Linked DNA regions of Homo sapiens: region 2 is linked to region 1. A link is a loop called in an ENCODE intact Hi-C map of the cell type or tissue named here. Cell type or tissue: CD14-positive monocyte. All regions are shown on one strand. Each heading gives the region's core, and the rest is flanking DNA. Links, peaks and the distances in the headings are about the cores only. Region 1 overlaps ZFAND3 (zinc finger AN1-type containing 3). Region 2 has its middle 36 kb from the start of ZFAND3-DT.

Evidence for each region. Peaks named below come from ENCODE experiments on the same cell type or tissue, not always from the same donor. Only the 100,000 strongest peaks of a DNase experiment are listed, where the experiment ranks them.
Region 2: it touches region 1 in a loop (3-fold over the local background); 33 of 110 quality-filtered maps call a loop at or near these places.

The regions. Positions count from the first base shown.
Region 1 is chr6:37,865,288-37,881,182 of GRCh38, forward strand. The region is part of intron 1 of ZFAND3 (zinc finger AN1-type containing 3); the gene reads left to right. Among named protein-coding and RNA genes, the nearest start is that of ZFAND3, 54 kb to the left of the region's middle. RefSeq lists silencers at 1,772-1,972, 2,916-2,985, 14,412-14,612 and an enhancer at 13,162-13,231. In CD14-positive monocyte, for the core only: no CTCF peak of the experiment used is centred there; a DNase peak (open chromatin) is centred at 8,814; H3K27ac peaks cover 2,653 bases.
Region 2 is chr6:37,774,980-37,790,874 of GRCh38, forward strand. No RefSeq gene overlaps it. Among named protein-coding and RNA genes, the nearest start is that of ZFAND3-DT, 36 kb to the right of the region's middle. RefSeq lists enhancers at 1,472-2,022, 2,090-3,021, 2,616-2,685. In CD14-positive monocyte, for the core only: no CTCF peak of the experiment used is centred there; no DNase peak of the experiment used is centred there; H3K4me3 peaks cover 1,300 bases; H3K27me3 peaks cover 4,078 bases.

The DNA of each region.
Region 1 (15,895 bases), core at 4,842-12,841:
TGTATAAATAGTTGTTGTATTGTTTTGTTTAGGGAATAATGACAAGAAAAAAGATCTGTACACGCTCAGTACAGGTGCAATTTCTTTTTCCGAATATTTTCAATCTACAGTTGGTTGAATCCATGGATGCAGAACCCACATTAAACAGAGAGCTGACTGTATGTAAAATATGGCACACACAGATACACACGCACACACTTGTCTCTTGAAATTATGCCTTTTAAACTCAGATCAAACAATATCTGTCATTGTACTTAAGCCTTATCTCTGAAGAATTTCCCTTTTTTGATGAAAAGTTAGAAACTACATATTTTACATGCATTGCAACATCTGTGACTTTGGGTTGGGGATGTGGTTTGAACAGTTTGGGTGGACAAAATAAATTGACTTCAGAGTTAAGTTGTAGACTCAGGACACGAAGGACAGTTGTGTTATAGCGTCACAGGTGCAGAGGAAGTCAGAGGCAAGGGAGTTGCCATTTGGAATGGAGAGCTGGGTTAAATAGGAGTAGGTCACAAAGAGTGTGGTCCGTAGGTAGGTTGCAAGTCGAACGGTAGGTGCAAAAGTGCAAAAACTTCTCTTTTCCAACTATGAAACTAGGAGTGGGGCTTTCACCCTTCAGTCTTCCTGCATCTTTAGCTGCTTTACTTAATTTCTGGTCTGTGTGCCCTAATGCCATATCTCTGGTGGCAACTCCTATCTTTTTGCCCCTCACTGCTGTAGAGATGGAGGTCTCACTATATTGTCCCGGCTGGTCTCAAATTCTTGGCCTTAAACTATCCTTCTGCCTCCTCCTCCGCCTCCCAAACTGCTAGATGTGAGCTGCCCCAGGCTCTGTAGTGGCAACTCCTACCTTAACCTGGAGATAGTAGGAGCTCTGTTTGTCCCAGGTGGATAGTAGGAGAGTTGATTGGAATTGTTCAGCTAAAGGGAAGCTTTTTAAAAAAAGTATGTTAGAATGGGATTAGGTGAGATTATCATTCTTTTATTTTCCAGTCTTTTTTGTTTCTTCCTGAAATTAGATTTGAGGGTGGTATTGTGAAGTTAGGTGGTTTGGTCTATATATAGTTTGCCCAATGTTGTTATATGATGTGGTATTTGAGAGAACTCTAAATTATCTTGATAACCCCCACTTCTTTTTTTCTTAGATGATTAATAAGAATAGAATTAAATTAAAAGACAGCTTTTTAATTTTAAAGACATTATTAGACTGTCCAAACATGTCTGAATTCTTAGAATTAAAGGGAAGTTTGAAATTAAAATATTGGCTTATCCAGAAAGTAGTCATGTTAAGGCTGTTTTGTTGACTGCTTGATTAAAAATTAGGTTACCCAGTGGTTTTCACAGGACACTCCCAAAGATTGTTGAAAAAGACATTTTGAGTGTAGAAGTATCTGAGATACTGGTGCACTGTACTTGGTGTAGTGTATTATCCAGTGACCTTTGAATTTTCTGTGTCACTTAAAGAAAAGAGGTTCTTATTTTTACTTCAATCACTGTAAATGTCAGTGAGAGATAGCTCTGTGGTCACTGACTTTCAACAGTGGTAAGGTCAGGTAAGAACTTCACGAAGCCTTTTAGGAATTTGTCTGTAAAGGGCACTGTGTTGTCATGAAACATACGGACTGCTTTACTAAGGACCTGGGATGCTCACACAGAAGGCAACTCCATTTGTGGAGAAGGCTTATTTTGTCTGAATTGTTTAATGTCTTGTCTCAGACAGATGATGACTCAAAGTCAAATGTTCACCTTTAGGGGACCCAAAAGGATACAAAAGAGAATGCATAGTAATGATTGGCCTATAGGCGGTTGAGTGGCAAAGCTAGTTTAAAGAAGAAAAATCCTTCCTATCTTTTTTTGTAGTTCTGTAAGCATTATTTGAAGAAACTTGGATTTCCCTGTGTGCTTTAAAGTGAAGTGCATGTTGTGCAGTAAAGAAGCAGATCTAACCTCATTGTGGAACTTGCTTGCTGTGGTGAATCACAGAAGGAATGATGTGAAGGCAACATTTATATTTTCGTGCGTGAAAAATTCATATGAATCACAGACAGAAACTCAGAAGTGGCCATGTCACTCTGGTTTCTCTGTTAAGGAGCTGTGGTCCTAAGCTTGCTGCTGACAGGTAGCGAATTAGAAATACATCTTCAAATTACCAATTTTTCTGCTGCATCTGCTGCATTTTAGACTAGTAAAGGGAAGGAGCAGACCAATGATTATGCCCTTTCCTCTCTGTGGCACCCCTATTTAAGGAAAGGGGATTTGAGGTTGTTGTATGGGTCCTTAATGTGGGTTTAAAAATTTTTCATTCCACATTAGTGGTACTTGTCCAATTTTTTTTGATCAGCTAATGAAATATAATAACTGTTTGCATATTTTACTGCCTATTCGCCATAGTTACCTAAACTAGTGGCATTGCTAGAAAATGTTGAGAATTGTCACAATAAGAACCAGTACTCAGTCTTTGATAAAGTTCCCAAAGTATGCTTTGTAGGAGGGACTAATTGTCCATTGTGACATGAACCTGAATATTAGAGATAGTGTACTATAGTGAAAAAGTACTTTGGGTGAAAGACTGGATTCTTGCCTTGGCTTTCTTACTTGAGTATATGATTTAATATTTTTGACCGAGAGTTGCTATTATACCAGGGGACAATAACTTCCTCCTTTTTTCTTTTTGTTTCACATTTAAACAGGGTGGTTGTTAAGACCAGTGAGAGATAAATAAGCTAATGTAAATGTTGACACCTGCTACTTGAAAGTTAAGAATGATGTTAATTGTTAAATTTTTCTTAGATGTCTTTACTAGATTGAAATTTCCTTTAATTCTTAATTTGATGAGTTTTTTCCTTCATAAATGTGTATTGACATGTGTCAAATGCTTTTACTGCATCTTTTGAAATGATGATATGGTTTTTCTTCTTTATTCTGTTAATGGGGCATTCCCTGCCCTGTAGGAGTGATAGTTGAATAGAAAGAAAAACAAAGAAATGGTAATATCTGTTGTGATTGAGGGTTACAAAAGATGCAGTGGGAGTGTAGAGAGAGGAGTAATGAAATCAACCTGATAAAGTTAGGAAAACTTTCAGAGAAACTGGAACAAGATGGAGCTTTGGCATTTGTGATAGAGGGAGGGAGGGGAGTGGTATATCTTGGGCAGAGGACATGGCCATTGTAGTGGGAATATGGGGTACATAGTGGAGGGTACTACCTAGAGATGTGACTGTAGCGCGGGGCTGGGGTTGTGAAAGGAGCATTACATGCTGTGTTAAGGTTTCTGTCTTGTATGTGGTTATAGGAAGCCAAAAACCAAGCCAAAGAGTTTTGAGAAAGTGAGGAATGTGATGAGATTTTTGTGAAAGATCTCTCCTGCAGTATTATGGTGTGGGTGTTGATGAGTTGTTTTAACAACCTTACATTCCTGTGATAAACGTCACTTGGTCATGATGAATCATTTTTAAATATATTACTAGACTCCATTTGTTAGTGCAGTATTTTGTTAAAGATTTTTGCATACGTGCTCATGTTTTCTTTGTCACAATTTGATATGAGGTGTTATGCTTGCCTCAAAATCAGTTGTTAAATATTCGTCTATTTTTCTGGAAGTGTTCAATTGATGTTAGTTATTCCTTAAATGTTTGAGAGAATTTGCCATTTGAACCTGTGGTTTGGTTTGTGTGAATATTCGCATTTGATAACAAATTCAGTTAGTAGAGTTAGGGCTATTAGGATTTTTTAGTCTATAGTATGTCAATTTTGATAAGTTATATTTCTCATGGAATATGTCCATTTTGCCTAAGTTGTCAGATTTTTTTGGCATAAAGTTCATTGTATCGTTCATTTAATAATATATGTATGGTCTGTAGTGATTTTGTCTTTATTTATTTATTTTTTGAGATGGAGTCTCGCTCTATCATCCAGGCTGGAGTGCAGTGGCACGATCTTGGCTCACTGCTGCAACCTCCACCTCCCGAGTTCAAGTGATTCTCCTACCTCAGCCTCCCGAGTAGCTGGGATTACAGGCGCACCACGCCTGGCTAGTTTCTGTATTTTTAGTAGAGATGGGGTTTCACCATGTTGGCCAGGCTGGTCTCGAACTCCTGACCTCAGGTGATCCACGTACCTGGGCCCCCAAAGTGCTGGGATTACAGGCGTCAGCCACCGTGCCTGGCCGTTATTTTGTCTTTCATTCATGATATTGGTTAATCTGTATTTATCAAGTTTGTTAATTTTTTTTTTTTTTTGAGATAGGGTCTTGCTGTCACCCAGGCTTAAGTGCAGTGATGTGGTCATAGCTCACTGTAACCTCCAACTCCTGGGCTCAGGCAATCCTCACACCTCACACTCCTGAGTAGCTGGGACTACAGGCGCACACCATTGTGCCTGGCTATTAAAAAAATTTTTTTTTGTAGAGTTGGGGGTCTCACTTTGTTGCCCAGGCTGGCCTCGAACTCCTGGCCTCTAGTGATTCTCCTGCCTTGCCTCACAAAGTGCTGGTATTATAGATGTGAGCTACTGCACCCAGTCTTGATTTTGTTAATCTTAAAAAAAAAAAAAATTAACTCTTGCCTTTGTTCATTTTCTCTATTGTTTTTGTTTGCCCTGATGTTTGCTTTTATTTTTCTTTCTTTCCTTCTATGTTGGGTTTAATTTGGTCTTTTTCTAGTGTCTTGAGCCAGAATCTTGGGAGATTTTATAACTTTCTTCTTTTCAGATATTGGCATTTAAAGCTATACATTTTTCTCTCAGTACTGCTTTAGTTGAATTCCACAAATTTCGGTACGTTGTGTTTTTATTTTGATTAAATTCAAAGCATTTTCTGATTTCATTTGTGATTTTTTTCTTTGAAGTGTGTTGTTATTTAGAAGTGTGTTGTTAGCTGGGTGTGGTGGCACACGCCTGTAGTCCCAGCTGTTTGTGAGCCCGATGTGGGAGGATTGCTTGAGCCTACAGTGAGCTGTGATTGTGCCATTGTACCCCAGCCTGGGCGACAGAGCGAGACTGTCTCAAAAAAAAAAAAAAAAAAAAAAAAAAAGGGCGGGCACAGTGGTTCATGCCTGTAATCCCAGCACTTTGGGAGGCCGAGGCAGGTGGATCACCTAAGGTCAGAAGTTCGAGACCAGCCTGGCCAACGTGGTGAAACCCCGCCTCTACTAAAAATACAAAAATTAGCCAGGCATGGTGGCACGCGCCAATCCCAGCTACTTGGGAAGCTGAGGCAGGAGAATTGCTTGAACATGGGAGGTGGAGGTTGCAGTGAGCCAAGATAGCACCATTGCACTCCAGCCTTGGCGACAGAGCAAGGCTCTGTCTCAGAAAAAAAAAAAAAAAAAAGAGCACTTAACATGACCTTCCACTGTCTTTTGGCCTTAGTTATTTTTTTAACTAAGAAATTAGTAATTCTTTTGTGAATGAATGAGACAGGGTCTTGTTCTATTGCTCAGGCTAGAGGGCAGTGGTGCGATTATAGCTCACTGCAGCCTCAAACCCCTGGGCTTCAGTGATCTGCTTCAGCCTCACAAATAGCTGGGATTACAGGTGTGCACCACCACTCCTCGCTATAAATCAGTAATTCTTATGATTGTTTTCTTATATGATTTGTCATTTTTCTCTGTTTTAGCAGTTTTGTCTTTTTCGTTGTTGACCATTTGACTATGATGTGCTTAAGTGTTTTTCCTTGTATTTTGTCCTGCTTATGTTTCATTGATCTCCTAGAACCTGTAAATTTCCATCTTGTACTCCGTTTGGGAAAATTTTGGTCATTATTTCTCCAAATATTTTTCTCTGCCCCATTCTCTCTTAGTTCTGATTATAGAATTCCAATTATACCTATTACATGTAGGTTTAGACCTTTGATGTTGTAATACACAGTACTCTTCAGTTTTCTTATTTTTTCCCTCTGTGTTGTTCAGATTGAATAGTATCTATTCTAAGTTTACTGACTCTTCCTGTCATCTTTATTTTGTATCCAGTGAATGTTCTTATTTTGGTTATTGTAATTTTTGGTCCAGAATTTGTGTTCTTTTATGGTTTCTGTTTCTTTGCTGAAATTTCCTATTCATTTATTAAGAGACTATTTTACTCTTTAATCCTTGAGCATAGTTATAGTAGCTGCTTTAAAATTCTTGTCTACAAAGAAAGACTGGGGAACTGTCTCAGACTGGTGGAGACTGAGAATATGTAGCAACTAAATGCAGTGTGGCATCTTGGATTGGATCCTGGGCCAGAATAAAGATATTGGTGGATTGATTGGCAGAATTTACATAAGGTTTATAAATTCCTTGATAGTATTGTATCAACATTAATTTCTTGGTTTCTATAGCCATATTAGGGTTATTTAAGATACTAACATTAGAGAAAACCAAGTGAAGGTAGCTTAAAAAAATCCTTCTCTAATTACACATTCAGGTTATCATAGTGTTGGTCTGCATAGATCACCTTTTCTCTTTGAGTATGGGTCATGTTTTCCTGTTTCTTTAAATGTCTAGTAATTTTGAAATGCATCCTAGACATTGTGGACAATTTATTATAGAAATACTGGTTTCTGTTGTATACCTCCAAATAATATTAATTTTTGTTTTAGCAGGCATTTCACTTGAATGGTCTCAAAATTGAAACCATCTTTCCCACCACCATCAGCAGCTAAATTCTTTATTCAGTTTTTAGTCTTACCTGGGCTGCTGTAGTCTATCCCATGCATGTATATTTCATGGATCAGCTGGAGATTTGGGCCAAGTTTATAGGTAGATTTGAACCTCTCCATTTCTGGCTTTCTCCTTTTCTTGATTTCCCCCTCCACTTTCCACCTGATAGAATCACTCTGAACTCTGTCATCTGGTTCTTCATCTCAGTAAGACAGTAGTTTCTATCTGGATTCTATTACCTAACGTGGCTTACGTAGGCCTTCCCTCAGGCAAAAAGCCATTTAGAAAAACAAAAGGAAACTTTCTCAATGCAATTCCCATTTTCCGGTGCAGACTCACAGTTTCTGCCTGGTTTTGATTGCTGTTCAGCGCCTTCAGGTAGTTACTTTTTATGTTTTGTCCAGAGTTTATGGTTTTTACGTATGGAACAGTGGGGCCAGTAGGAACATATTCAGTTCCACTTCTAGTAATCTTAGGAAGTATCTCCTGGAAGTGGAACTTGTTTTTTGTTAACCTTTTTTTGTTGAAATATATCATACACACCCGCAGTAGGGAAATAGAATATTACCAAAACCTCAGAAACCCCTTTCATTTCTCTTCATGTCCCTTCTCAGTCATTACTCCCACTTGCCTCTCCAGAGTACCACTCTCCTACTCTGGCACCATAGATTAGTTTTGCTTGTTACTGAAATTTACGTAAATGATATCATTCATAGGTTTTGCTTTTTGTTTGGCTTTCATCTTTGTGTTTATGAGGTTATTCTATGTTGCATGTAATTTGTTCATTCTCATTGCTGGGAAGTATTTCATTGTGTGAATTTACTGTGATTAGTTTATCCCTTCTACTGTTGATGGGCATTTGGATTACTTTCAGTCTGGAGCTATTCCACAAAGTACTGCTTAAACATTCTTTTACGTGTCTTTTGGTATACATGTGTATGCATTTCTGCAACCTTAGTACATGCTGCCAAACAGTTGGCTAATGTGGCAGAACTTAATTGTTTCATTGCATTAACAAACATTGAGTTTTTAGCTTTTAGAAAATTGGGGCCAGGTGTGGTGGCTCACGCCTGTAATCCCAGCACTTTGGGAGGCCGAGGTGGGTGGATCACGAGGTCAGGAGATCGAGACCATCTTGGCTAACACGGTGAAACACCTTCTCTACTTAAAAACAAAAAAAACCCCCCAAAAAATTAGCCAGGCGCGGTGGCGGGTGCCTGTAGTACCAGCTACTTGGGAGGCTGAGGCAGGAGAATGGTGTGAACCCGGGAGGCGAAGCTTGCGGTGAGCCGAGATCACGCCACTGCATTCAGCCTGGGTGACAGAGCGAGACTCCGTCTCAAAAAAAAAGAAAGAAAATTGGAACCTAAGGAGTTAATGCAGACACAATTAATCATTCTTTCTGTGTGCTACCCCCTAGGGTTTGGTCAATAAATCGGTATTTTTATAATAGAAGGTAAACACAGCCCTAATTCATACATAATCACTTGTTTGCTTGCTTGCTAGAGCCTGTCGAATTTTATTGGGATCATTTATGCGGTTGTGATTCTTGGATCTATCGTTGAGAGTTGTATGAGGTATTTTATATAGTTTTATCCGTCACATAAGTTCTTGCTGACAGTAGTGGACTTAACAGATTGATGGTCCAGGGATATGTAAATTGTCTGTTGACCTAATTTTTAGAAGAAAAGCAGAATAGTGAAGGTCAGCTGGAAGATGGAAAATGATAACAAATTGATCTTCTTAGGGAGCATGTACAATATAAGGTGTGATGTTTTGTAACACAGTAGTTTTTCTCAGATTGGCACACTTTTCTGGAAAGTGCTATATTTTAGCCTTTGTGGGCCACAAGCTCTCTGTTGCAGCTACTCACCCCTACATTGTGAACACAAAAGCAGTTTGTCATAGGTAATACATAAACGAATAAGGAATAAATGTGACTGTGTCCCAGAAAAACTTTACACTGAAATTCGAATTTCGTATAATTTTCACGTCTCAGAATAACATATTTTTTTTAACCACTTGAAAATGTGGAAACCATTTGTATTCATCTGCCAGGGCTACTGTAACAAAGTGTTGCAAACTAGATGTCTTAAGCAACAGAAATTTATTGTCTCATGATTCTTTCTGAAGGCTGTAAGTCTGAAATCAAGGTTTGTTGGCAGGGTTTGTTCCTCTTCAGGCAGTGAAGGAAGGATGTTTTCCAGGACCTTCTTCTTGGTTTGTAGATGGCCATCTTCTCCCTGTGTGTTCACATCATCTTTCCTCTGTATGTATCTGTCTCTGTGTACTAATTTCCCTTTTTGGCCGGACGTGGTGGCTCACGCCTGTAATCCCAGCACTTTGGGAGGCCAAAGCAGGCGGATCACCTGAGGTCGGGAGTTCGAGAACAGCCTGATCAACACGGAGAAACCTCGCGTCTATTAAAACTACAAAATTAGCTGGGTGTGGTGGCGCATGCCTGTAATCCCAGCTACTCAGGAGGCTGAGGCAGGAGAATCACTTGAACCCGGGAGGTGAGGTTGCAGTGAGCCGAGATCGTGCCATTGCACTCCAGCCTGGGCAACAAGAGTGAAACTCCGTCTCAAAAAAAAAAAAAAAAAAAAAAATTCCCTTTTTTACAAGGACACCAGTCATATTGGATTAGGGCCCACCCTAATGATCTCATTTTAACTTGATTGCCTCTGTAAGACCCCATGTCCAAATAAGGTCACATCTGAAGTATTGCAGGTTAGGTCTCCAACATATCTTGTTTTTGTTGCCAGGGGTTTAGGGTAGGGGAGGGACACAATTCAACCCATAATACCATTCTTTCTTTTTCGTTTTTGTAGAGATGAAGGTCTCGTTTTGTTGCCCAGGCTGGTCTCAAACTCTGGACTCAAGCAGTCCTCTCGCCTCAGCCTCCCAAAGTGCTGGTATTACAGGTGTGAGCTACTGTGCCTGGCTCTGTAACACCATTCTTAGCTGTGGGGCTGAAAAATATGGCTAAAGGGCTAGACTTTATCAGCTGGCTGCACTTTGTCAGCCCTTGGCTTATCTGATTGTAGGAGAGATGATACCTGTAAATCTTACAAAGGCCTGTGTAGATGTATCTTTGAATGAGATGGCTAATCTTGTGTACCTTTCAAATACACCAGAAGAACAATAATCATTTTCATTTTTGAATGTGAAGGACAGCAGTTTATACTGATGTACCTGAGTATAGGATTATGTCTTCTCAGACATTTAGAATTCAGGTTCAAATACCATTTTTGTGTTATTTTTAATTTTAAAAATAATAGACTCACCCTGGCCCCCCAATTGGAGATATTTTTGGGAGTGGATTGGAGTTGCAATGTAATAAAAGAAGGCTTGGAAAGTGATTTGAAATAGTTGTCCAGCATTTTGTAGAGATGCTTTTAAGGATTTTATAAACATTTGATGAAAGTGTTATTTTAGATGTTATTCAAAAAATAAACTTAATTTTAGTACATGATTACCAATAATGCATTAGTTGTTGCTGTTCTGTTAATTCATTTTTGTGAAGATCTTAAAAGTAAATGATTTTTTTTTTTGGCCTGCTCTACTTAAAGAGCATCCCAGAACTCTGAGGTGAACTGTTTAAAATAAAGATAAATCTGTTATCAGCAACTTATGTTCATGAACAAGATTTTCTTCGTTGTCATCTATATATTAGTTCTTGTTTATGTAATAGTTAATTTCTGTATTTTTTTTTTTTTTTAAATAGAGATGAAGTCTCATTGTGTTGTCAGGCTGGTCTTGCTATGTTGCCCAGGCTGGAGTGCAGTGGGGCAATCACAGTTCACTGCAGCCTTGACCTCTTTCGCTCAAGTGATCCTCCCGCCTCAGCCTCACAGGTAGCTGGGACTTCAGGCATGCACAACCATGCCTGGTTAATTTTTGATTTTTTTTTTTTTTTATTGGTAAAGATGAAATCTTACTATGTTGCCCAGGCTGGTCTCAAACTTCTGGGCTCAAGTGATTTTCTCTCCTTGGCCTCCCAAAGTGTGGAGATTACAGGCCCAGCAGTAATTTGCTTTATAATATGTGAATGTTTTATATTTGAACTTAGGAGATATATTTACCCTAAAATCACTTTTTTTTCTATTTTATATTCACGTTCTTTGCAAGGTTTAATTTGAAAGAAAGTTTTACTGTTTGAAAATTTGGAAAATTGCTGATTCAGTATATGTAACAAATTGGAAAAGGTGAAGCAGGAAATAAAGGAAATTGGTTATTTTAAATTGAGTTAATATTCTGATGGGGAGGGCACAGCAGAAATGAAATCAGTTCAAATTTCTGTTCCAAGTTTTGTTTTCATTTCTTTGACAACTTTTAGAATCCCGTAGGCATTGATTTGTTTCTGCCTTCAACTTCAGTAGATACAACTTAATTATTTCCTGTTAAGTAGAGTTACTGGTAGCTCCTGAAAAGGTGAGAGAACTTCTTACCTACGTGTTAGTGGTAAGTGAAGTCATCTCAGTCAGCATTACGGCAAAGCAGGTAAGTCTAAAAAGGCTTTAAAGTAAAGGTACTGCTTGACTGCCAATAAAATATAGAAGAAAATAGAGAAAAGAAAGAGCCCCTACTGTTGTAAAGGCTGTATATTTGGAATATGTTCTCATTGTAGGAGTTCTTGTATATATTCATGTAGTTGAAATGATCAGAGGTAATGAGATAGTTAATTTTATCTCTGGTCAGTCTTTCATATCAATTCGTACTCTAAGAATTTGTAAAGAATGGCTGACATGGTGTGTGTCTTAGTCTGTTTGAAAGGCAGGGGACATTTTGGAGTGTGGTTGAAAGAGCAGTAAGCCTCTTTTGCATATATTGATAGGAAAATAATGTTTATAACCATGACCCTTTTGGCTTGGGACACTCATCTCATGATCTTTTTGCCTGTGAGATTAAAATACACGTACATATACCTTGGCTAATTGAGGTTATTTTCGATGTTTAGTTGTTTTTATGCTATTAAATTCCTTTGCTTTGAAGATATTCTTTGTCCACTGTGGAGACTCTGGAAATGCATCAATTAGTTCTATGCCTGCAACAATCATTTCCTTGAGTGACACACAGATCCTAGGTTTTAATCTTTGTGTATTTATGCAAGTACTTTATGTATATGAAAGGAGGGCTGGAGGGTTTTGTATAGGTCTTTAATTACACACACGTGCATGCGACATTTTTAAAATTTATTTCACCAGTGGGAATCAATAAAGTGGGTGATTTATTGTTTATCCTGATTATGGACAAATCATACCACTTCTTTCTTGGGAGCATTGTTTTGTTGGTATTTCTTCCACACTTGTGAGGGAAAAAAAGTCCTTAGTGCAGCATTGTCATTTCTTATCCTGTACATATTTAATATGAACCTCAGATTATCATGGAAATTGATTGTTTCCTTGGTAGCTGGTTGTGGAGTGTTTTTGTTTTTGTTTTTGTTTTTTAATTTTTCCCTGTAAAGAATTGAAGGGTATCAGAGAAAAAAGCAGGAGTCCAGACGAGATAATGGTGGCTTGGATTACAGTAGTAATAGAGGAGATGGTGAGAAGTAGTCAGTTTGGGGCTATGTTTTTGCAAGCCTTGTGATAGACTGGATGTGAGGTGAAAGAAGAGGAGTCAGAGATAATGCTTAGGTTTCTAGTTTAGCACTGAGCAATCCAGTGGATGATGGTTTCACTTACTGAGGTGGGAGGATCTACTGTGTAAACATAATTTGTTAAGAACTTTACATGCTTGATATTGCTTACTTGTGGCAGGGCTGGGATTCAAACCCAGGGAGGCTCACAACAAAGCTAGTGTTCCAAACACTACAAAGTACTATGTATTAATAGCTTCTTCTGGGAACTACTGATATTGAGAGGAGATGCGGAGAGAGAATGAAGCAAGAGCCAAACCAGACAAAGTCTTGGTCAAGCTAAGAAGTCCGAGTTTTATTTTAAGTGAAGCAGACGCTGGAAGGTTTTAAGCAGGGAATGACTTAATCAGACTTACACAATGCAAAAAGATCAATCTGGCTGCTTTCGTGGAGAACAGATTTTAGAAATGAGGTAGGAACAACAGCTGTATCAGTCCAGGCAGGAGATGATGGTGGCTAGATGGTTGGTGACAGCAGTAGTTGGAGAGAAGTAGGCAGATTGGAAACAAATTTGCAATACAGTGAGAGTTGTGTGGGAACTCGTACAAATGTGGACAGCCTGTGACACTGGAGGGAAAGTATGATCCGATCCAATCCAATCCCTATTTGATTTATGGAGGTTCTCCACACAGTCATTAGCTCAGCTTGAGTCACTCCAGGAGCTCACTGCCATTACTATCCGTGGGACAGTGGGAGAGACAGATTGAGGGCAGATCACTGGAGTGATGAAGGGGGCTTGATGCAGCACTATGTGTGAGCCCTATCCTGAATGAGTTTGGACAGACAGAGGCAAGCCGAGGTCAGGCCTTGAACGCCCTGCTGAGTAGAGGGTTGTGTTGTAGGCTCCCCAGCGCTTGATGTAGCTCTGAGAGGTGAGGCAGGGCTTGATGTAGCTCTGAGAGGTGAGGCAGGGCTTGATGTAGCTCTGAGAGGTGAGGCAGGGCCTAGATCCCTCCCGCTTGGCATAGCCCTGCCCCTGTGACCTGAACACCCCACAGCAGCACCCTGGGGCTGAGCAGCTGGGGAGTCCCACCACTGGCAGCTACAGCCTCCTCCTCTGCTGGCCGAGGCAGTTTGTCCTGCTGGTTGTGTAGTTTCTTGAAACTAGGAGAAGTGAAACAACTTCAAGCTGTTAGATTTGGGAATTAGTTTAGTTTCTGGAAAGGATTTGTCCTAGCCTAGTCTGGTTGATCAGATTTTTTAGTGGCAAGGAAGAGACACTTAGTAATCACAGGGATGGAATGAGAGGTAAACATTTTGTGTCATTTATTATATAGGCACCCAATCTCCGTGTTCCTGGTGAAGTTCTTAAGAAGCTAGGAAAGTGTCTGTTTCTCCAGGACAGGTCAGCTGCTCCAGGTAACCTTTCCCAGCCCTGTGAGTTAATTCTAGAGCTGGATTGGATTGATTTTAGCATTCTTGTGCCAGGGTCAAATATCCTTCTTGGTCACAACTGGAGTCAGGAATCTCAGAGGAAGAGCCCCTTATCCCCAACCCGTATGTAGTTGAGTATTAGCCAAAGTAAATTGATTTTTCTTCATCCAAACCCCTGTGACATGTGTAACTGTTGGTTTTATGTTCCTTACAAAGTATACCTTGGAGAAATCACTGAAGAGTGGGATAGGGTGAGAGAATAGGTTGGGACCACCATGCTCAGAACTATCTTTGTATGTGATGGGATGCTTAATATCACTTCTTTGGTCCAGCAAGAACAGGTTTCTGCTTTACCTCTAATTCCAAATGCAGAAGTTTTTTTTGTTTTTTGTTTTGTTTTTTTTTTGTGGGGGAGCGGGTGGTGGTGGTGCAGGGAGTAGGTAGGGGAAGATTGGTGTTAGAAATGGGGGGAATTGCATGGAACCATCTTTATTATTCTTGATACCCACATGGACTTGCATACTTGGGTTAGTTATTTCTTGTGGCTGTGAAATGGAGTTTTCTCTCTGTGTAACTGACAAATATATAGGTATATCTGTGTACTAGAACCCAATTAAATGAGTTAACTGTAATTAAAGGTACTTAAAAATGTGTGTTTCTTAAACTTTATTTTGCCTGTATTTGGTGAATATTTTAAAAGAGTATTCAAGTAACTGGGATGAATGAGCATGCTTTTTCTCAATCTGGATGATAGTAAATTCATTATTGGTAGAAGATATTATCCTGCCTGTTATAGAACTTTCAGAATGTGAGTTAGGGTATGAAATACTGAATAACACTTGAAACCAGATATATCTGGTACTTAATTCTTTTGAACTGAATACTGCATTATTTTCAGGATAGCATGAAGATGTTGGCTTGGAACTTTTGAAGGGGCTGCGTTATAGACTCTGCATGGAGACAAACCATTAGTACTAACCACCTGGCTGTATTCTAAGGCTTAAAAGCAAAATCTTTATGTGTGATGTTTTGTATATTTGGCTTAAAAAATTCACCAGCTTTTAGAGGTTGTGAGATATGGGTCATTTTTGTTCAGATAAGAGAGGTCAATAAAGCATTTACTAACATGAAATGTTTTTCTTTTCTCCTTTCTCAGTATTAAAAGAAAGGTGAATGGACAAAAAGCCAATAAAGGGCTTAATTTTAAAAATGTAGCAACAAAAACTCACACTCTGGCTGTCATGGTACTTGAAGCTTCATATTTCAAAACTGTATTAACAGCTTTAGAAATAAACTTTACAGTAGCTGCATGGTGTCAACCAGTGCTTTTCTCCTTTGCTTTATCCTATTGTGTCAGCAGGGATGTTGCAGCAATTCTTTTTGATCTAAAAATTACTTTGTTCTGGAGCTGAAAAAGAAAAATGTTCTAATCTCCCACTAAAATTTTACCTGACAGTGAGGTCAGTCAAACAATGGAATAACTTGCTAAGGGAGTTCAGTGAGAATCTTTCACCAGAGATGTCCTGAAGTTGACTAGAATGAGCCAGTTGGAATCTGAAGATCAAGTTGGAAAAGTCCTCCAGGATGAGATACCCCCTCTGAACCAAATTTTTAAAAAGGAGTTAAAAAGTGTGTATTACAAGGTTTGAGAAAACAGTGCCTATTTATTCAGAACTTAGTTTCAGGTCTGTTTTGTACTTTACAAAACATCTTTCATGAAGGATATATTTGATAATGGAAAGTATTTTTTTTTTAAAGCTGTATAGTTCTGAATCACAAATGATTGTGCTATCGTGTATATTCTGAAAAGTTCGTGATTAAATCACCTACTGTTGTGTGCTAGCACCTCATAAAAAATACTCTTCAATGAGATCACATGGACACAGGAAGGGGAATATCACACTCTGGGGACTGTGGTGGGGTCGGGGGAGGGGGGAGGGATAGCATTGGGAGATATACCTAATGATAGATGACACGTTGGTGGGTGCAGCGCACCAGCATGGCACATGTATACATATGTAACTAACCTGCACAATGTGCACATGTACCCTAAAACTTAGAGTATAAAAAAAAAAAAAAATACTCTTCAAGGGAAGGCTGATTATGATAGTCTTTATTTTTATTTATTTATGTTTTTTGTTTTTTTGAGATGGAGTCTTGCTCTATTGCCCAGGCTGGAGTGCAGTGGTGCAATCTATACTTACTGCAGCCTCCACCTCCCGGGTTCAAGAGATTCTCC
Region 2 (15,895 bases), core at 3,539-11,538, 92 kb before region 1:
GAGTCTTGCTCTGTCGCCCAGGCTGGAGTGCAGTGGCACAATCTCGCCTCACTGCAAGCTCTGCCTCCCGGGTTCACACCATTCTCCTGCCTCAGCCTCCTCAGTAGCTGGGACTACAGGCACCCGCCACCATGCCCGGCTAATTTTTTATATTTTTAGTAGAGACAGGGTTTCACTGTGTTAGCCAGGATGGTCTCGATCTCCTGACCTCATGATCTGCTCACCTCGACCTCCCAAAGTGCTGGGATTACAGGCGTGAGCCACCACACCTGGCCTAAGATTTTTTTTTTTTTTTTTTAACAGAGCCAGTAATTAACTCCACAGGAAGCAGGGTAATACAATTTTCAAAATGTAATCAGAGTCTACTTTTTGGCTCAACCATGAATAATATTTGCAAAATCATAATAAAATAAACATTGAATATTGATGTATTAAAATGTGAAAAAAAGTGGAGCCAGGTATGATGGCGCATGCCTGTAGTCTCAGCTACTCTGGCTGGGGTGGAAAGATCGCTTCAGTCCAGGAGTTAGAGGCCAACCTGGAAACGTAACAAGACCTTGTCTCTATTAAATTAATTTAAAAGATGGAATAAAATGATAAAACTACATTGGTGGAGAAAAAGTGGAGGGTTGGGTTTAGCAAACTTAACGTTTTCATCTTCCATACTATAAAGGCAATAGTTTATACTTAAAACTAAAACATCAATAGGAAAATAAGTATTTTTTTGCATAGAAATCTGAAAATACTAGGAAAAAACCAAAACAGTTAACACTTAAAAATGGCTGCCTCTCAGGAGCAGGACTGCAGGGTGCAGAAGGCCAGTGTGGAAATGGCTGTTTCATTATAAGCCTTTAAGTATTTGACTTTTTAACAATGTCTATGTATAATTGTAATTTATAAACATCAGTGAATATTAATATAATACTAACATGCCAGCCAAACAGAAATTAGTGAGATCGCTAATTTTTACTTCTACCTCCAGCTCTAATTCTCTGAGTCTTTTTTTGAGACAGAGTCTGGCTCTGTTGCCCAGGCTGGAGTGCAGTGGCACAGTTTCAGCTCACTGCAACCTCTGCCTCCCGGGTTCAAGCGATTCTCCTGCCTCAGCCTCCCGAGTAGCTGGGATTACAGGCGTGTGCCACTGTGCCTGGCTAATTTTTGTATTTTTTGTAGAGATGGGGTTTCACCAAGTTGGCCAGGCTGGTCTTGAACTCCTGACCTCAACTGATCTGCTCACCTTAGCCTCCCAAAGTGCTGGGATTACAGGCATGAGCCACCGCACCCGGTCCTCTGAGTCTTCTGTGCCTGATTCTAGCTGTGCCTCAATGCTCTTTGTTCCTCTATCCTCTTCCCACCTCTTCTTTCCTCTCTTCACTCCCTCCTATCTCCCCACTCCCACCACACCCTGACACCATGCTCCTGCCAGTCAGTGAATCTCGGGAGCTGCCATAGTGCCCCCAACTCCCCTCTTACCTCTGGCTTGTCGTCCCCGCCCCCTTGATCTCACCCGCAGTTCAAGGGCTGAACTGAGTGGGCATGAGCACGAAGGCTGTTGTCCGCAGGCCGGGGGCCTATCATCTCCTGAGCCTGTCTTTATGTAAAAGGCTGGTATTCGGTTCTTCATTGTATTAGTTTCTTATTGCTGCTGTCGTAAATTACCACAAACCTAGTGCCTTAAAACAACACAAGTTTATTAGTTCCCAGTTCTGTAAGTCACAGTCTGACACCGGTCTCACTGAGCTAAAAACAAGGTGTCAGCAGGACTTCATTTCCTTCTGGAGGCTCTGGGGGAACATCTGCTTTCTCGCCTTTTCTAGTTTCCAGAGGTTGCTTGCAGTCCTTGGCAGTGGCCTCCAAACGTCTTCAAAGCCAGGCGAGTCTTTCTCACACCATACTTCTCTGACTCTACTTCCGCCATGACATTTCTTTCCCCGATTCCAACTCTTCTGCCGCCCTCTTCTGCTTTTAAGGACCCTTATGATTACATTGGCTCCACCTGGACAACTCAGGCTCCTCCCCCTACCTCAAGGTCTGCTGATTAGCAACCTTTCTTCCGCCTGCACCCGATCTCCCCTTTGCCATATAATTTAGCATATTCACGAATTTTAGAGCACGTAGACCTCTTCAGGAGGGGGGCATCATTCTGCCCGCCACAATCACAGATCTTGTTTTGCATTAATTTTGATTTTTAAAACTAGCTCATTCAAGTATTAAGTCTCTTAATTGCTGAGTTTTTTGGCACCCCTAAAATTTGATGCCTGAGGTGAGTGAGGCACCCTCATCCAGGCCCTGTCTATCTTTCTTTCTTGGCCCACCCCTTCCATCCTCAAGCCCAGCCCAGCCAAGCATCTTGCACCTCAGGCTGCCCAGGATCCAGCCAAGTTCTGCAGGTGGTTTCCCAACCGCATGCATTTCTCTGCTCCGGTTTCAGAAGTGGGGGCTCAGGCTCTCAGGCTGCCGAGTCAAAGATGGGAAGAGAAAATGTTCGATTTCTCCTGGGCCCCAGGGAGGAGTCAGGCCCCAGTCACTAGACACCTGATCCTCCCCTCGTGGCTGCAGAGACAGCAGCCTTAAGGCTGGCCACAAGCAGCGGGGCCTGAAGCTGGAGGAGCGGGGAGGAGAGTTGAAAGAGGATCCTAGCACTGCTTGAAGGTCATGGGCAGCCAGCGGGTGTCTGGGCCACCACAGTGGGGGATACTGGAAAGCTGATGTGGCTCTCACACTGGAGAGGCCCCTGGGAGGTAGAGGGCGTGATTCCCAGCCATCCTAGCAATGTCACAAAGGAGACTGCTGTGTTGTGGGGGGACGGGGGAAGACTGGGAGGGGAGAGGAAAACTGGGAGAGGAGTGGGTCTTCCTGAGGCTGTGGGGGAAGGGGAGTGGCTACCAAACATTCTGCAATGGAGACAGTGCGTACCTGAGTTCTCAGGAAGGTGGGGAGGGGGTGGTAGAAGGAGAAGGGCAAGTAGAACCAGCATGCCGCCGTAACTTACACCTCTCCATGAGCCTGCAAAGCCACCCTCATGGGGAGGCCATGCACTTGAGACCCTACCCTTACATAAAACTTTCAAGTCCCCAGAGCACCTCAACATTCTCATCTGATTCCCACAACCCCAGGAGGCAGGCAGGAGCACCCCCATTTTACAGATGAGGAGGCTCCATGCAGTGACTTCCCACTTTCATCATGGCTCAGAGAGCCCCCACATCTCCCAGCTCCTCCTCTTTGCCTCCTGGCTTCTCTTCCTAGAAGGAAAGGGAGTGTGATGGAGAAAACTGGGGAAGAGGTGAGGGTCCCTGGGCCAGATAAGAGACAAACACCACCACCATTGCCACCCCTAACAACAAAGTGTCTGACTCCAGGAGTTACTGTGCAGGAAAATGCCAAGCTCAACACATCCTCCTGGAGTCAGCACTCCACGGAACTGGCATGAGGATTTTAGGGGCTCCTCCCCTACTGTCCTCCATCCATAACTGCTCAGAACTGCCTGGTGCCCCCTTGCTACCCACATCCACCACTACTGAGGGCCAGACTGTGGGGTCCAGTGTCACTGGTTAAGGCTCCTGTCACCCCATCCCCTGGGGCAAAGGTTGGGCCAGATGCCTCCTCCTTCTACCCTCTGGGTCTCCCTCACCACCTGCTTCAGGGGCCCCTCACTTTCCCAGAGAATGCCCCAGAGATGGAGTTCCCCACTCAGGCCCACAGGCCTACAGACCTCATCTTGCTGGCAGGGCACATTGAGGAAGGGGGTTTCAGAAAAGGTGGTTTCTCTGAATACATTGTGCCCACTCCTTCACTTCATTTTATAGCACTGTACCCAGAGCACTGCCAGCCACATGGCAGGGACTTGGCAAATACAGTATTGATTAATTTACTTCTCTCTCCCTGCCGTGGCAGAGACCCCAGGAAGAATTTGCCCCCTCAAGTGGTCTTGGGGGCAGGCTCAGATATTCAGAAGGTGATGGGATCTCCCTGGGTCCTGCCAGCATGGAAAGCCCTCCTTATGTGCCCAGCATGGCCTGGTGGGAGGCAGCAAGATGGACAAGCTGCCCTCAGAGGCAGGCATGACTGGCAGCTCCCATCAGCAGCTGCCGGTGTTCTCAATGAAGTGAGGTGATAGAGGAGGTCTCCCTTCTCCCTCCCTGCCCCAGGGCTGGCTGGGCCCTCTAAATGTGTCAAATGAGAACCAGGTGCAAATTAAGTGACTGAGGCACAAAGGCATTGAAGTTGGTATTTCCCATCCGAGGTACTGAGGCAAGGTCACTGGGAATCATTAACAGGTGGAGAGAGGGAGGAAGTGGGGCTATTCAGACAGAGGCTGAGAGGCCAGAGGGAAAAGGGTAGGGTGGAGGGGGAGGGAAGAAGGGAAATTTGCACACCATGAAAGGGGAGGGGAGAGAAGAGACTTGGCCCCAGTACCCTCAGTGGGTGAGCTTGGCATGGCCGCCTTGAGGCTGAGGGCTGCCTGTGCTCTGGAGCAGGTGGGGCGGTTTGTAGCATGAACAGAGGTTTCTCTGATCCTCCAGCTGCCTGGATCCCTTATTGCCCAGGGGTGGTGGCCTGGGAGGCTGCCCAGAAGGGCTGGTGACCTGAGGGGCTGGAGGTCCTGGGCCAGGCCCCCCAAGGTCATGCCAGCTGGCCCTCCCCTGGGCCCAATCAGAGGCTTGGAGTGCACAGCTGCCAACTTATGACTCAGAGGACCTGAGTAATTGACCCACAACTAATCACTAATGGTTTGCATATTTTGCATTTACTTTACATTCTCCTGGGGGTCTCTCTGCAATCACTCCCTACAGGCCCCTCCCCCTGCCCCCATCCCCCGTCCTTCTGTCTCCCTGCTATTTCCTCCAGGCCCAGACCCACAGACCCCCATCTCCTGTCCCTGCTCTCTCACCTGGGATCAGATAGGGCAGGTCATGGGTGGGAACATCCAAACTCCATCCTCTCTGACTTGAGGGCGCAGCAAGGGCAGCTAGGGGCACCTTGGGAGTGGCCAAGATCTGTCTGATAATTAATCTTCCTGCTAATGGAGGCTTCTCTGCCATCAGGGCTTTTAAGGAAACTCAGGGAAGTCCTTTAGTGCCATCAGCGCTGTCTCTGAGGTCCATAGGGGGCTCATTAGCAGCCCTCCACCTCACAGTTAGTGGCCCCTCCTCCAAATGGCTGCAGGAAGGGAGGAGAGCAGCCCAAGGCCCTGAGTGGAACTACTGCAGCCTGAACTGCTTCCCCACTACACCCCCCGCCAAATCTCTGAAGTGGAGTGAAGCGGCTCCTGCCTCTCTTCCAAAGTACTCCCCTTAGCTAGAAAGGACCTATCCTAGACAAGGAAAGCAAGGTCCAGAGAGGCTGAGTGATTTGCCCGAGGCCACCCAGGCAGCGGGACAAGCTGAACTGCAGTCGGCTGTAACCTCCTAACCTCAGGTCTCCTCTACCTCCATCCCTAACATGGGGAAAGGCAGCCCTTTCTCCAAGGGCTTTGGAAGGCAGGCAGGCCACTGATCCAGTTGGGACTGACCCCCAGGCCAGAGGCCAAATGGGATGACCCCTGGGAGTTTCCCATCATCCCAGGATGCTGGGGTTCTTTAGTACATTGAACCAGACCTCTTTCACTTTCAGGACAGGCTGTAAAGCTCTCCATTGTTTGTCACAGCAGTTTAAGGCCAAAGAGGCCTCTCTCAGTGAGAAATCAGGTGCAGAGTGGGGTGGTGGGCAGCAGCCCTTTTGGGGCTGCCCAAAAGGAAGGATCGGGCACAGAGGGCTGCAGTTTCCACCTATTCTACAAACAGGAGCACCCCCCTGAGCTAGACCCTCTGCTGGGTGTGAGAAGTCCCAGGAGTGAAAGAGACGTGTTTTACTTTCAGTAAATAACTGATCAAAATGGATGGAGTGATTTGCAGCAAATCTTTTAAAGTATTCTGGGATTCAGTTTCCCCATCTTGTTTTGTTTGTTTGTTTTTGAGACAGAGTCTTGCTCTGTTGCCAGGCTGGAGTGCAGCGGCACGATCTCAGCTCACTGCAAGCTCTGCCTCCCAGATTCAGGTGATTCTCCTGCTTCAGCCTCCCGAGTAGCTGGAACTACAGGTGCACACCACCACGCCCGGCTAATTTTTGTATTTTTAGTAAAGACGGGATTTCACCACGTTGGCCAGGACGGTCTCGATCTCTTGACCTCGTGATCTGCTCACCTCAGCCTCCCACAGTGTTGGGATTACAGATGTGAGCCACCACGCCCGGCCTCCCCCACATCTTTAAGATGGGAATCTGATCTGATGCTCGAGGAAGCCTGAAAGGCCACAGAGAATCAAGTCTCAGGGAGCAGCCACAGATGCTGCCTATTGCCACAGATGCAGATGATTCACAGATTGGAGAAACAACAATATAATTCTGCAGCACAGTACCAGCCATGGGAGTGCTCGAGAAATGGTCATGGGTACTCTTAATATTACTTTGTGGTGGTGGTGATTGCTTTTTGTTTTTTTGAGACGGCGTCTCACTCTGTTGCCCAGGCTGGAGTGCAGTGGTGCGATCTCGGCTCACTGCAACCCCCACCTCCCGGGCTCAAGTGATTCTCTTGCCTCAGCCTCCCGAGTAGCTGGGATTACAGGCACCTGCCACAATGCCCAGCTGATTCGGTGGTGGTTGCTTTTGAGATGTCTTTCTGACCTCAGGTCCCAGGCTGGAAATTCTATATAGCAACCTTCTTTCCCAGCTTCCCACAGATTATGGGGATAGAAGAAATGACATTTATTAAGCACCTGCTGGCACTGTGTTGGACACTTTGCATGTGTTATCCCATTTAACCCTCATGATTTCCTAATGTGATAGCTAATACCTTCCCTCCCTCCCATTTTAGAGATGAGAAAATTGTGGCTCAGAGAAGTTAGGCACCTTGCCCAAGGTCACACTGTTCTTAATGTGCAGAATGTTACAGGTATTAGAATGTGCATGAAGCTTTATTCATAATAGCCAAAAACTGAAAAAAAATCCAGCTACTTATCAGCAGGAGAAGGGTTGAATGACTTGTGGAACGTTCATATGATGGAGTACTCTATAGCAGTGAAAAATAATGAGTTACCGATACAAACAGCAACATGGACAATAGACAGACATAAGTTGAGCAAATGAAGCCAACATAAAAAGATATATACTACATGATTCTATTTATATGAAGTTCACCAACAAAACTAATTTGTGGTGGTAGGGGTCAGAATAATAATTACCTTGGCCGGGTGCAGTGGCTCAGTCCTGTAATCCCAGCATTTTTTTTTTTTTTTTTTTTTTTTTTGTGAGACAGAGTCTTGCTCTGTCGCCAGGCTGGAGTGCAGCGGCGCGACCCCAGCTCACTGCAAGCTCCACCTCCTGGATTCAAGTGATTCTCGTGCCTCAGCCTCCCGAGTAGCTGGGATTACAGGCACGCGCCATAACACCCAGCTAATTTTTGTATTTTTAGTACAGACAGGGTTTCACTATGTCGGCCAGGATGGTCTCGATCTCCTGACCTCGTGATCTGCCCACCTCAGCCTCCCAAAGTGCTGGGATTATTGGCACCTGGCCAATCCCAGCACTTTGAGAGGCCTAGACAGGTGGATTGCTTAAGGTTGGGAGTTCGAGACCAGCCTGGCCAAAATGGCGAAACTCCATCTCTACAAAAAATACAAAACTTAACCAGGCATGGTGGCGGGTGCCTGTAATCCCAGCTAGCTACTTGGAAGGCTGAGGCAGGAGAATCGCTTGAACCCAGGAGGCGGAGGTTGCAGTGAGCCGAGATTGCGCCACGCACTCCAGCCTGAGCGACAGAGCAAGACTCTGGCAAAAAAAAAAAAAAAAAAAAAAAAAAAGAATAATCGTTACCTTAAGGTGATGAGGGGATGAGCTTGAGCTCATGGTGATTGTGGTATGAGGGGACTTCTGGGGGTGCTGGAAGTGCTTTATCTTGATCTAAGTGGTTAGTGTTATGTGAGTGTGTGTATACTATGTAAAAACTCATCCCGCTGTACCCTTAAGATTTTTCTTAACAAAAGAGAAAGTCAATAAATAAATGTCTCATATATATCATTTTAAAAGATGCAGGTCTAAGATTCGGGTAGCTCAGTTAACTCCGGCTGTGCATCCTGGCAGGAAGTGGGGCTGGGGAGGCCGACCCTGCCCACTATCCCTTTGAAGGCACACGTCCTGAGTCTTTGCTCAGGGACAGGGGTGTGAGCTTCCAGTCCCCAGCAGCACACCCTGCTAGCAGCTCTGCTTCCTGTGTCCACCCGGCAACTCGTGGGTAGGGGCACGTTTTCTCCAAGCCGCCCCTGGTTTTGAATTGGGTGGGGTGAGTTCAATAAGACCTTCTTAGGCTTCCCGGGAGGAGGCCTGGGGATGGCAGGAGGCTGGGAGGCCGGGAGAGAGACATTTCTGTGCATTTTGATGGGCCCTGAAGAGCATTCTCCCTGAGTGCTCAATGATATGCCAGAGCATGTCTCAAATGCGGAGGATGGGGAGGCCGGCTCCCTGGCAGATCTTCATGGAGAAGCTGACTCCAGCCGGCTTGTGTGCCCGTCCCAGAGGAGCGGAAACAGAGCCGAAGCCCACACCCCCAGGGCCCAGGCCCAGCCCTTCCAAGTCCGGAGCTCACCCAGCCTGCCCCTCGGCTCCTTCATCCTCCTCCAGACACCGTCCCTTCTTCTGTCTCTGCATTTCCCATCCTCTCCGCCCCTCCCTGTGCTGCTCTGTCTCCACCTCCCTGCCCCTGTCTCTCCATCTCCATCTCTCATTTCTCCCCCAGGCCCCCTGCTCCCCGCTTCCCCGGGCTGTGCTTCCTCTCTAGCCCAATATAAATAATAGAAATTAATTTGTCAGCCAGCACACGCAGCCCAGGCGGCGCAGTAGCGAGCTGAGGAGGAAAGCTGGTCGAAATAATTATTCTTGACTTACGAAATCATTCTTTTTATTCCTGAAGGCTAATGTGCGAGCAGCGCCGGGCCGGGCTGTGCTAATGGCGGACAGCGTGGGCCTGCGGAGGGCGCGCAGCCTCTTCTGTCCTCCTGTAATGAGCAGAGCCCCCACTCACAGCCCATCCCACTCTTCATTTAAAAGGCAAATGAAGCGTGGAGAGGCACTCTCTCGGTTAATGCAGTCACAGGTGTGGTTTTAAACAGGATTTGTCCTCAGGAGCACTCCCTCTGTCCCGAAGTTCCCGTCTCAGAGCGCGCGCTCTCCCCAGGTCAGCTCCAGGCAGGTGTGGGGAGGAAGCCCCTCCGCAAGGGGAAGGAGCCGATGGTTACCGAGGCTCTGCCGTAGGCCAGGCACTGTGCCACGCACGCGACTCGCGAGCACGCGTTGAATCCTTGCAAACATCCCGGGAATGAAGTCGGACAATTATTCCCACTTTTCCCAAGAGAAAACTGAGAGCATAAGCAACTTGTGCAAGCTCAAAGGGAAGAATCACCAGTGACCAAGGGAGATCTACAAACTCTCTCGCCCCGCAAGAGGGTGGAGGGAGAGGGAGGCGGTGGGGGGTTGAGGAGTGTATCAGTCAGTCCTGGCAGGGAACACAGGAAACACGCCAAGGTTTCATTGAAGGGGCATAAATGAAGAGGCTATTTACAGAGGTGGGGGGCAGCTTTAAGGAAACTATGATAAAGCACCCAGGGTGGCTACCATCCCAGGAGGAGAGGGAAAGGGCGGGAGCTGTGGCCATGGGAGCTGGCAGCCCCCGCAACAGGAGCTGCAGCCTACAGCCTTGGTAGAGAAATGTAGCCGCTGCCCAAACTGCCGCCTGGCAGCGAGGGAGGGGGTGGATAGACGCCCTGGGCTTTATCTCCTCCTGCCTTCAGATCTACAGCAGTGCCTCCCATTGCCTGCATCCAATTAAAAGCCAGAGGGCAAGAGAGTCCAGTGATGCAGTCGTAGAGGTCAGCCTTCCAGGCACAAAGCAAAGTGGAGGACAGAAACCAGCACCAGATGAGATGTTCTCCTGGAAGCTTTGGGAAAGGCCATCTCAGTCCCATAGAGACTGGAGACTTTAGGAAGAGAGAGCCCCCAGTCTTGGAAAAACAATTCCTAATAGGAGAGACACCAGTTCCTGTTCATAAGAGGTACCAAGTTGGGCGTCCTTGGACCCAGACATAAGCTGGGGAGCCAGAGAAACCTGGATGGAACAGGGACCCTAAGAAGTGGCTGAATAACCACCAGGAGAGAGGGAGTGGCTTCCTGAACAGGAGCTGACCTGCAAGACCGGAAGAGGGAGGAGGAGAGGAGCTGGCTGAGTGATGAACAGGGGCCAGCACTGAAGTACTGGGAAGAGATGAGGGGCTACAGCGTTGGTGGCAGGGGAGCGCAGAGCCTGCATAAAAGCATCCAGGTAGGAAAAGGTGTCTGGAGAGGTGGGCAGGCAGGGACGGGGGACCCAGGATGACTCCTGGGTCTACCCAGCAGGAGGCTGAGGTCATGAGTGAGCTGTGGGCTGAGTGAATCCGTCTCCCTGCTTCATTTTGGAGGTGAGGCAATGTGGCCAGAAAAGGCTATGATTACCCCAAGCCCACATGGGAACGGCTGGGTGGGCTGCCAAGCCGGCGAGGTGAGTGGCAAGGCCTATGGCTGGAGTGCCCAGCTGGCCTCCCTGCTGCATCTGCGGCCCCTCATCCCATCCATCTTCCTCCCACACAGCAGCCACCGGGATCTTTCCAAAACACGAGCCCGATCACGTCACTCACACTTGAGCCCACTGGATGCTCTCCACTGCACGGATCAAGTCTAAAGTCCTTCACTCCTTCCAAGGCTGACAGGAGGGCCATCAGCCCCCCTACACTTCCCCGTATTGAATCATAGCGTCTTATGTCTGCGCCTTGTGCAAGTTCCCTCAACTTGAAATTCTCCTGCCTGCCCACTCGGGCCCCATCTGGCGCCCAGCCTCGCTGTACTGTCACTTCCCTCGGGATCCTTTCCCAACACTCCTCTGCCTTTCTAGTTCTCCCGTTATAAAACTTACCAGGAGACAAAGGCACCTGTCTGTGTTCTTATCTTTGTCTCCCTGACTGTAAACCCCAGGAAGGCAGTAACTTTGGCTGGGTTGTTGTTACAACCTCACTGCTCAGCAAACGCACAGTGCCTGGCACTTAGTAGGTGCTGCATGTACGTGTTATAATCCATTCAAGGGAACAAGCGAGGAAAGCTTGATGTGTGCTGACATGGAGCCACCACCACGACACACTGTCAAGAATTCAGGACAGGCTGGGCACGGTGGCGCATGTCTGTAATCCTAGCACTTTGGGAGGCCAAGGCGGGCGGACCACTTGAGGTCAGGAGTTTGAGACCACCCTGGCCAACATGGTGAGACCCCCATCTCTACTAAAAATAAAAAAATAGCCGAGGGTGGTGGCGCAAGCCTGTAATCCAAGCTACTCGGGAGGCTGAGGTAGGAGAATCACTTAAACCCAGGAGGCGGAGGTTGCAGTGAGCCAAGATCGCGCCATTGCACTACAGCCTGGGTAACAGAGTGAGACCCTGTCTAAAAAAAAAAAGAATTCAGGACAGTGTGTGTTTGTATAAAACAGAATATACGTGTATTTATGGATCTGTACATAATATCTTCACAAGCAGACTGAAGAAACTGATAAGGTGATTGTCTCTGAGAAGAGCTGGGTGAGTGGAGATAGGAGTAGAAAGACATGATTAACACTAAGTGGGAAATATTTAATAATTAATTGGGGCTGGGCGTGATGGCTCACACCTGTAATCCCAACACTTTGGGAGGATGAGGCAGGCAGATCACTTGAGCTTAGGAGTTGAAGACCAGCCTGGCCAACATGGTGAAACCCCCATCTCTACAAAAAAAGAAAAAAAAAATTAGCTGGGCGCAGTGGCACGCACCTGTAATCCCAGCTACTTGGGACGCTGAGGCACAAGAATTGCTTGAACCTGGGAGGTGGAGGTTGCAGTGAGCTCAGATTGTCCCACTGCACTGCAGCCTGGGTGACAGAGCAAGACTCTGTCTCAAAAAAAAAAAAAAATAATGATAAAAATAAAGGGGTGGCCTGGACACCCTGGAGTGTGGAATTATGGGTTTGGTTTGGAGCAACTTGCCACTGCCACCCACTCCTCCTGGGATGTCCAGCCACCAGTCACCCTAGTTGAGATGCCCAGGTTGTCCCAGGTGCCATCCCAGATCTGAGGTGGACCCTAGGGGTTGGTGCAGACAGCAGCCAAGTGAGTCTTCCCTAAGTGAGGAGGGTCTGGTAGAGCTGTCTCGGGGCTCAGAAGAAAGGCAGGGAAGTGGGGCCTAGAGAGAGTGTCATTTACCTCCCTGCTCCACTGTACAGATCAAGTCTAAAGTCCTTCACTCCTGCCAAGGCTGACAGGAGGGCCATCCTGCTGGCTCTCCACTTCCTCTGAGGACAGAGGGCTGGGAAGAAACTCAAACAGGAGGGATGGAAGTTAGATAGCAGAGAGAACTTCCCAGAAGTAAAGTTCTCAGATCAATGGAATCACACTGTATGTGATTTTGTTGTGCCTGTTTACTTTCACTCAATACCATGTCTGTGAGATTCATCCATGTTGTTGCATGTGGTTACAGGAATTCTCTTCATTACTGAGTAGTACTTCATTGTATAATAAAGGAAAGGGCGGAGCTACGATTTGTTGGTGGTCTGTTCTCATGGTACCTCAGGGCTGGCTAGAGGGCAGGGACTCTGTTCTCTCTTTCCCACATAGTAGAGGAACTGTGTGTGTTCTTTCCCTTGAACTGGGACTAATAATCATAGTTCTGCAGGGCATCACATCAAGTGCAAGCAGTCCACCTCTCCTTACTGCCCCCTCACTCCATTGCTGCCTCTTACCCCAGGTCTCCACTGCATTAACTTCTACCCTCTGCACTCCCAGCCAGCTACTAAACATGGGAAATTGTCTTAAAGCAAAAACCACATGGAAAATTGTACTGAAAGGGTTCAGCCCTTCTCAGGGTGGCCAGCAGAGGTCTGTGGGGTGGGGGAAGGGTAAGGAAGGTGGTGTCGTGGACACAGAAAAGAAGGAAAGCTTCCAAGTTTCTTCTCCCCTGGGGAGCGATGTGGGGAAAGACAAAACTTTCGAAGGACTCCATACACCCCCATAACCAGCCCAGTGACTACACACATCTTCCTGTCTTCCTTCCCATACATGGGTACCCATGCTGATATGTCATGGCTTTGGTCACCAGATTAGCGGAGAAGCCCGTCCCCAAACCAAACTCCTACTCCAACCTAGGGAAGAGGAGGGCTGGCTCTAACACCAGCTCTCAGCTAACTCACCAGGGGATCTTCTACAAGCTCCTCAACCCTCAGGACTTGTTTCCTCAGCAGTAAACTGCAGTAAACCCTGGAGGTTTGATCGAGATAAAGAGCCAGCAAGGGCCTCGAACACCACCTCTTCTTGAAAGAAATATGGCAGCTCATTCTTTGGATGGGGGCATGGGTGGTGCCATTTGTTCAGTGTGTCTGGAGAGAATCCCAGAGCACAAACCAGCATGCCCAGGGCAACATTCCTTACTGATGACTTAGGGGATGGTTGGGGAAAAAGGGCACCCACCTGCTCCTAGAAAGGGGCTGGAGTATGGAACAAGTAAGTGTCCATCCTGCCCTCTCTGAGAGCCACTGCTGTCCACCTGCTCAGCACTCCCTGCCCTTTTCTTAGGCAAAGCTTTCCTTTACCCATCCTGCTTCAGGTGGCCATGGCTGAGAGTGTGCACAGGGGATCTGGGGGAGCAGCAAGACACATGTAACACCCTGGGAAACATTACCATTATTTTTTTTCTTGATATATAACATATATGCAGTAAAGTGCATAAGGCTCAACGGTACAGCTCAATTAGTTTTTACATGTGTGTACTTTCATGTAACCATCACCCAGATCAAGATAGAGAACATTTCCACATTTCCAGCTCCTCAAAATGTATATGCCCCTTCCTAGTCAACACCCCCCAAAAGGTAGCCACAGTTATGATTTCTATTGCCATAAATTAATATGGTCTCTTCTTGGACTTCATATAAATGGAATCACACTGTATGTGATTTTGTTGTGCCTGGTTACTTTTATTCAATATCACGTCTGTGGGATTCATCCATGTTGTTGCATGTGGTTATAGGAATTATTTTCATTACTGAGTAGTGCTTCATTGTATAAATATATATACATGTATGTATCACAACTTTTTAATTTTGATTTTTTTTTTTTTTGAGATGGGGTCTTGCTCTGTTACCCAGGCTGGAGGGCAGTGGCACAACCATAGGTCATTGCAGCTTCGACCTCAAATGATCTTCCCACCTCAGCCTCCCAAGTAGCTAGGACTATAGGTGCATGCCACCTCACCCGGCTAATTTAAAAAGAAAAAAATTTGTAGGCCAGGCGCACTGGCTCACGCCTGTAATCCCAGCACTTTGGGAGGCCAAGGGGGGCAGATTACCTGAGGTCAGTAGTTAGAGACCAGCCTGGCCAACATGGTGAAACCCCATCTCTACTAAAAATACAAAAATTAGCCAGGCGTGGTGGCACGCTCCTGTAATCCTAGCTACTTGGGAGGCTGAGGCAGGAGAATCGCTTGAACCCGGGAGGCAGAGGTTGCAGTGAACCAAGATCATGCCACTGCACTCCAGGCTGGGCAACAGAGTGAGACTCCATCTCAAAAAAAAAAAAAAATTGTAGGGATGGGGTTTTACTATGTTGCCCAGGCTGGTCGGAAACTCCTGGGCTCAAGCAATCCACCTGCCTCAGCCTCCCAAAGTGCCGGGATTATAGGTATGAGCCACTGTGCCTGGCCCAATCACAGTTTATTTATTTAACTTCTTGTTGGTGGACACTTGTGTTGTCTCCATTCGTTAGCTATTCTTTTTCTTTTTTTTTTTTTTTGGAGACAGAGTCTCACTCTGTTGCCCAGGCTGGAGTGCAGTGGCATGATCTTGGCTCACTGCAACCTCCACCTCCTGGGTTCAAGTGATTCTCCTGCCTCAGCCTCTCAAGTAGCTGGGATTACAGGTGCCTGCCACCATGTCTGGCTAATTTTTTGTAGTTTTAATAGAGATGGGGTTTCACCATGTTGGCCAGGCTGGTCTCAAACTCCTGACCTCAGGTGATCAACTCACCTCGGCCTCCCAAAGTGCTGGGATTACAGGCATGAGCCACCATGCCCGGCCTTGTTAGCTATTCTTAATGAAGCTGCTGTGAGCATCCTTGTACCTGTCTTTTGAATAATTCATTATTTTGAGACACATTTCTGACTTTTAAAATAAATGGCAACATACCATTTCCACCTCCTTCCACTGGGTTGTGCCATGCTGGGATGAGATTACTACAACACTACATCATGAACGTATCTGTGGGAGAAGAGGACAGCCTCAGGACCCCCTGGACGGGCCCTAGAAGCCTCCAAATACAGTCTTGGGTCTTCATGCCATGCATGGCACAGCTGAAGCCCTGACCAAGGTCTTCGCCATGAACCTAGGGGTGGGGAAAAGCAGAAAGGGTTTCTAAACCCGCTAGCCTGTACCTAGCCTGGATTTTATGTATGGCACAGATTTAGTTTACAGATGAGGAAACGGGTTTGGGGAGGTGGAGTGACCTGGGTTCAAACCATGGCTCTGCCAGCTGTTAACTGTGTGGTCTCAGACAAGTTTAACTAAGTTCTCTGACCCTCCATTCCCTCACCTAGAAAAATGGGGATAATAATATTTACCTCGCAGTGTTGTCAGGAGAATTAAATAACAGATGTAAATCACCTTGCATAGCACTTGGTGTCTATAATAATGGTTTCTTTTTCTTGTTTGTTTTCTGCTCAAGGTCACATAGCTAGTAAGCTGAAAAACTCAGAAACAGAGCTTTTGAAGGGAAGGAGGAAAGAGTAAAAAGGAACAGTTTGGGGTGCCAAATTAGGGACTATGACAATGCT